Regions from separate parts of the Homo sapiens genome. Here region 2 is linked to region 1. Evidence: chromatin loops called from intact Hi-C (ENCODE). Cell type or tissue: sigmoid colon. All regions are shown on one strand. Links, peaks and the distances in the headings refer to the core of each region. The heading gives the core; the rest is flanking DNA.

Region 1 (2,914 bases), core at 322-2,821:
CTGAGGTGGGAGAATTGCTTGAGCTCCAGTTGAAGACCAGCCTGGGCAACATAGCAAGAACCCATTTCTACAAAAAACATTTTAAAAATTAGCCAGGTGTGGTGTCATGTGCCTGTAGTCCCAGCTACTCAGGAGGCCGAGGCAGGAGGATTGCTTGAGCCAAGGAGTTTGAGGCTGCAGTGAGCTATGATCATGCCACTGCACTCCAGCCTGGGTGACAGAGAGACCCTGTCTCTAAAAAATAATTAAAGAAAGAAAGAAAAAGTAAAACATAAAAATAAAAAATTATAAAATGTAAAGAACATAGCCTAAGCCATATAACCTGAAAGACTCATTGCGTAGCATAAACACACGTGATAATAAGCACATTGTAATGCTAATAACTACAGTGCATATGCTAACTGATGGTTTCACAAAGTGCTGTTATACACATCATTCCCTGACTGTTCAGGACTTGGGGACCTGAATGAAGCACGTTTTCACACTCAGTCACTTTCTCAGCCCTGTCTACAACTCTCCCTTGCTTAGGTCTTCTCCTTGTCACTAAGGTGCTCACGAAGCTACTAACTGCTCTCCCTGGGAGGCTCTCAGAGGGCCCTGCTCCCCTCAGATTCCCCTTGAGGGGCTTCCAGAAGACATCAAAACAGGTCCTGAGCTATTCCAGACTCAAGGGAAAGGGGAGACAGGAAAAGGAGGTGTCAGAAACGTCACCTCTCTCCTCTACCTCCAGTAAACCGCCTCCACTTAGTCCCCAGAATTATTGGCTGGGCCAAATATGTCTAAGTCTTTTAATCAATAATAAACAAACATGATAACAATTACTTATTAAGCACTTGACCATGTGCCACGTATTATCTCATATAATACAACAATCCTAAGCATCTTTTTTCTCCCCCTAAGCGTCTTGTAGATGAGGAAATGGAGACTCAGAGAGGTGAGGTCACTTATAGGGAGTAAGAGTGGAACCAGCAATTCAGATCCTGGACCATCAGACCCAAAACCCATGCTTGTAGCCAAGCCAGCTCATGCTCCTTCTGCGTGACTCAGCCTCTCTGCCCTGATTCCATACAGAAATCTCCCAGCAGCACTTCTGAATATCTCCAGAAATGCATCATTACTACTATTGTTCCCTACCCATGCCCCACTTGGGGACCATCAGTGAAAGGTAGCAGAGAGGTTTCACATCCGTGTATTCATTCACTCAGCAAACATTTCAGGAGTACCCACCCTGACTGGCCACTCTTCTACACTCTGGGCACAAAGTCAAAGAAAACCTAGTTCCTGCACTCAAGAGAAGGAGACACATATCCAAGCAAATACATTCAGAAGAGCATGTTAGACAAGGCAGGGAGAGGCCCGAGAGGCTTGGGGAAAGGCGTAGCCACTCTACTGGTAGCTCAGCAATGACATCACAGAGTAGATGAGACATTCAAGTCCTGTCATCATCTTCAAGTAAGACTGATTAAGCCCCATGGGTGGTATGTCCAGGGTTCATACCCAGAGACCTTACAAACAGACAACTCCCTTAGTCCTGGAGAGACAAATCCTATCCCAGCCCCTGCACAGTGGCCCCTTGTCTGCAATCATTTGGCAGATATTTCAGCTCTACCTTGTGCTTGGTGCTCTGCAAGGGGCTGGACATACTGCAGGAACCAGAGGAGACCAGGTTCCCAGCTTCACGGAGCTAACGGCTTTGTCACCAGACCTGTCACACACCGAAAAACTGCCCAGGCATTTGTTAAAGCATTGACTCTTAACAGGAATTTTTTGTGGTGCAATTTGAAAAGCTGGCACATGCACTGTTGCAAACAAACTAGTTTAAGTCAGAGCTCTTGCACCAGATGCTGTGGGTGATGTGAGGACAGAGGCATGGCCAGTATCTGCAGCGGCCCAGGGCCAAGAGCCTTGACATGTTGATGTTTGCCAAGCAGTGTGCTTCTGTAAGGTGACATTTTGTTAAAAATAGGTGATCTGTGTGAATGAGCCCATTTCTCAAAGTCTTCCAGGAAATACGATATGTACATATTTCATTCCCATCCTCATCACTACCCTCCAATATCCATTCTTCTATTAATTGTGCAGGTAAGGCTATCATGAAGAGTTTACAATGAGTGGATAATAAATGAGCAGGGCTTGGAGTAGGATGTGCATAAAATCCCAACTGTATTTGAAACTACTGTTGGACTCTGATAACTCTAGCGCCTATCCTGCCAGCCAAGCAAGATGATAAACAGATGTTCAATGTCTCTGCCTCAATTCTCAGTTTCACTCTTATTATTACTATTTCTTCCCGTTTATTCAGTCATCTTTCTGTCCAGCCCCAACCTCGCATCCATCCATCCATCCATCCTCCATTCACATCATTCTCTCGTTCATTCCGGGGCACTGGTTATTAAGAGATCCCCAGTGCATCCTCCTGGCTCAGAATAAGAGATGATTCTGCAGAGAAAGAAAGAAGGCTATAGTGAGGAAGCTTGTATGAGTAATAAAATAACAGCAGCAAGGCTTGTGAGAAGATATTTTCTGGAAAGCTCTGTCTGATAATAGACTCATGGCTCCCACAGGGAAGAGCTACTTGGTAAGCCTCCAGCTGGGTGTTACAGTTATACCCACACAAGATGCCCCCCAGGAATCCTGCCACCCCTAAAGCCACACTTCCTTCCCAAGCAGACCAGCCCCAACTCTGAGGGAGTCACAGCTCTGGGCCAGGTGGCTACCCTCCATGAAGCAGGTAGGGGAAATCTTTCTCCTCCTCCTTCTAAGGCAGCTCCTGTTCATGGACTGTACACCAAGATCTCCTAGGGCAAGGAGTGATGCTATTTCATACCACTTGCTATTTCTTACCCGAATGAAGTGTAAGAGAGTGAGTTAAGAGTACAGCTCATGCAGGCCTTTTGTGCCAACCTATCAGTCA
Region 2 (2,914 bases), core at 263-2,762, 110 kb after region 1:
TCTTCTTACAAGGGTGTTAATCTCATTTGTGAGGGCTCCACCTTCATGACCTACTTACCCCCAAATCCTCCTCCTAAGATCATCACGTTGGGGATTAGGATTTCAAGATATGAATTTCCAGAGGACACAAGCATCCAGTTCATAACAGGGCTGGTAAGGGTTACAGTTGGAATTGAGGGTTACTGTTGGAATTGAGGGTTCCATGCTCTTTCCCTAGTGACACCTTCCTTCTGGTCACTGACCTCACCCTCACTCTTGCAGTTGTGGCCTCCAGGTGTCCAGAGCCGACTCAGGACAGGCCTATGAGGACCAGCATTCTCTCTCTGACCTTGTAGTCAAATGGGTCTTGAGAGGCCCAGCTCTGAAATCTCGTTTCTACAGTTGTTACATTTCCTATGGCATCTGAAAGGAAAATAAAATCTCTGGACCCCAAACTCGCTAAGCCAAAGGGAAACATTAAGCTGGGAACTCGGTCAGGCAAACCTGCCTTCCACTTTGTTCCTAAATAGATAGCTACAAGATAAAAGGCTACATTCTTCCCTCACAATTTCCTCACAAGGAAATCTCTTGTGAGCCCCAATATCTTTACCCTAAGACAGTTCTGTTGAATTTCACCCTACAATGTATTAATAAATTAGAAGCTAATCTTCTACAGAAAGAGAACAAAAACCAAGAACTAAAAGCCATCATCCCTCTGTTCAACTGAGAGGAATGCATATCTAACTGCTTCCTCTACTTCCTATGTTTATTTTACCTTATGTAAAAATGGAGATTAACTGAGCACAAGATAAATGCATAATTGACTATTCCTCTCCTCCCTCCTTTCACGTGAAAAAAGTGGCTTCACTGATCAAAAGACTCAAAGGAATGCAACTGTTTGCCTCTTTTATCTACTCTTTCCCTTTCTTTTCCTCCTTCCTCTTTCACCTACTGCCTGCTCTTTTTCCCTTTGAATATTGAAGTACCCAGACCCTCTTTGGGAAAAAATCACGGAGCACAGATGTTTCCTGTGGTTTTCTGTACCTTTTTTTTCTCTCGGGCATGTCTTCAACCTTGGCAAAATAAACCTCTAAAAATGATTGAGACTTGCCTCAGTTATTTTTTTTGGTTTACAGTTAAAAGGCTCACCAAACTCCAAGGAGCTTGCTCACAATGAATCCAGGGAAGAAATTCAACTGCTCATGAAAGCCTGCTCATGTAGTTAATCTCTTAAAGATAGGCAAGGAGTGGTTTTTGTTGTTTGTGTGATCACTCTTCACTGCAGCCTCAACCTCCCAGGCTCAAGTGATCCTCCCACCTCAACCTCCTGAGTAGCTGAGACTGCAGGTGAACACCACCATGCTTGGCTAATTTTTAAATTTTTTGTAGAGAGGGAGTCTTGCTATGTTACCCAGGTTGGTCTCAAACTCCTGGGCTGGAGCAATCCTCCTGTCTCAGCCTCCCAAGGTGCTGGGATTACAGGCATGAGCCTCCACACCTGGCCTGTGAGGAATCTAAAGGTGTTGCTGTAACAGACAGTTCTGGGATACATGACTATAAAACATGTGAGTGTTCTCAACCAACTGTTTGGGGTGAAAAATTTGGAGTCTGACTTAGTGCATATTCAACACCCCCATTTCTGTGCTTGACAAATACTATCTATTTTTCTGCAACAGATTTAGCTTGTTCAAGTCTCCATGTTATCTGCTGAAATTGACTAGGAGTGGGTCATTGCTTCTGCAATGAAATGTCGCCATCCTAGGCTCTGAAATAACACAAAGTATATTATGAGTAGACATCACTTTTTTGGTCACAGTTTGCAGGTAGAACACCTGGATTCCCCTAGGTTTCTTCTAGAACTGGATCTGCCACTGGGTATTAATTGCTGGAGACATCATTTAACCTGTTTGGATTTCTGAAAGATGAATGCAATGAGCTGCAGGATATCTGTTTGCTCAGCACTCTAGGATTCTATGATCTCTAAAGAGTCAGCATAAGAAGACCATTCAGGATAAATGTGAAGTTTTAGACCATTTAAATTCAGAGATACAGTGTCCTGGCCAACTTTCTGCTGCTTGGGTTGACATCTGGCATGCTATTTTCCATTTGGCACCTGTTTGGGTGTGTGATCAAGTATTCTAGACAGAATAATTTCTCAGAGCAGCAGAAAGGCAGTCTTTGGTTTTCCAGTGCCTTGGAAGGCAACAAACACAGGTTCAGGGAGCAAATAAATCATTTAATGTTGTCCTGACCTGTTCTTCAGGAGGACCAGATCATCATGACATGGCCTCCTAAAACATCCTTTCGAGGGCAAAGGAGACAGAAGAAAGTGACCTCCTAGCAACTGCCTGTGCAAAGAAGAGACTCAACAAAAGAAAAGACTTCTCTCATGAAGACCCAAGAGCTTCAGGGTCAGAATGAGGATAAGAATTTGGTACTGCTGACATTTCTACACCTACTCTTCTGTGCTTTTGCCTTGAAATCTTGAGAACTTCCCTGCTCAAAGATAAAACCTCATACACTACATGAAATTTCTTTGTTTTTCGGTAACTCTTTCTCTTTGGTCAGATTCAAGCTGTTTTGAGATACCCAAACTACTGTTTGCTGAAGTCAACTCAATAATTAAAAACAACAACAAGTGATATCAATTATTTGACACTATACAGACAAAACAACCTACTGCATGAATTATAGGCTACTTCTACCACTGCCCAGATGAAATGGGATCAAAGTGGACACTTGCCTACTTCCAAACTTAGGTAAAAATGGAGACAGACAGGGTGACAAACAGGAAAGCATTTTGACCATCCATATATGTGGCTCTGTTTCAACAGTGTTTGCCATATACCACAGGCAGCTACAAGTGATGTTTCTCATTGTAAATATATTCTTCAGATTGCAAAAATATTTTGCTCTTTGGTTGTTTTTATTTGAT

What was found. Peaks named below come from ENCODE experiments on the same cell type or tissue, not always from the same donor. Only the 100,000 strongest peaks of a DNase experiment are listed, where the experiment ranks them.
Region 2: a loop joins it to region 1, with 2.0 times the contacts of the local background. A loop is called at or near these places in 2 of 110 quality-filtered maps.

The regions. Positions count from the first base shown.
Region 1 is chr18:8,846,243-8,849,156 of GRCh38, forward strand. No RefSeq gene overlaps it. Among named protein-coding and RNA genes, the nearest start is that of GACAT2, 140 kb to the left of the region's middle. In sigmoid colon, for the core only: no CTCF peak of the experiment used is centred there; a DNase peak (open chromatin) is centred at 1,809.
Region 2 is chr18:8,955,873-8,958,786 of GRCh38, forward strand. No RefSeq gene overlaps it. Among named protein-coding and RNA genes, the nearest start is that of NDUFV2, 150 kb to the right of the region's middle. In sigmoid colon, for the core only: no CTCF peak of the experiment used is centred there; no DNase peak of the experiment used is centred there.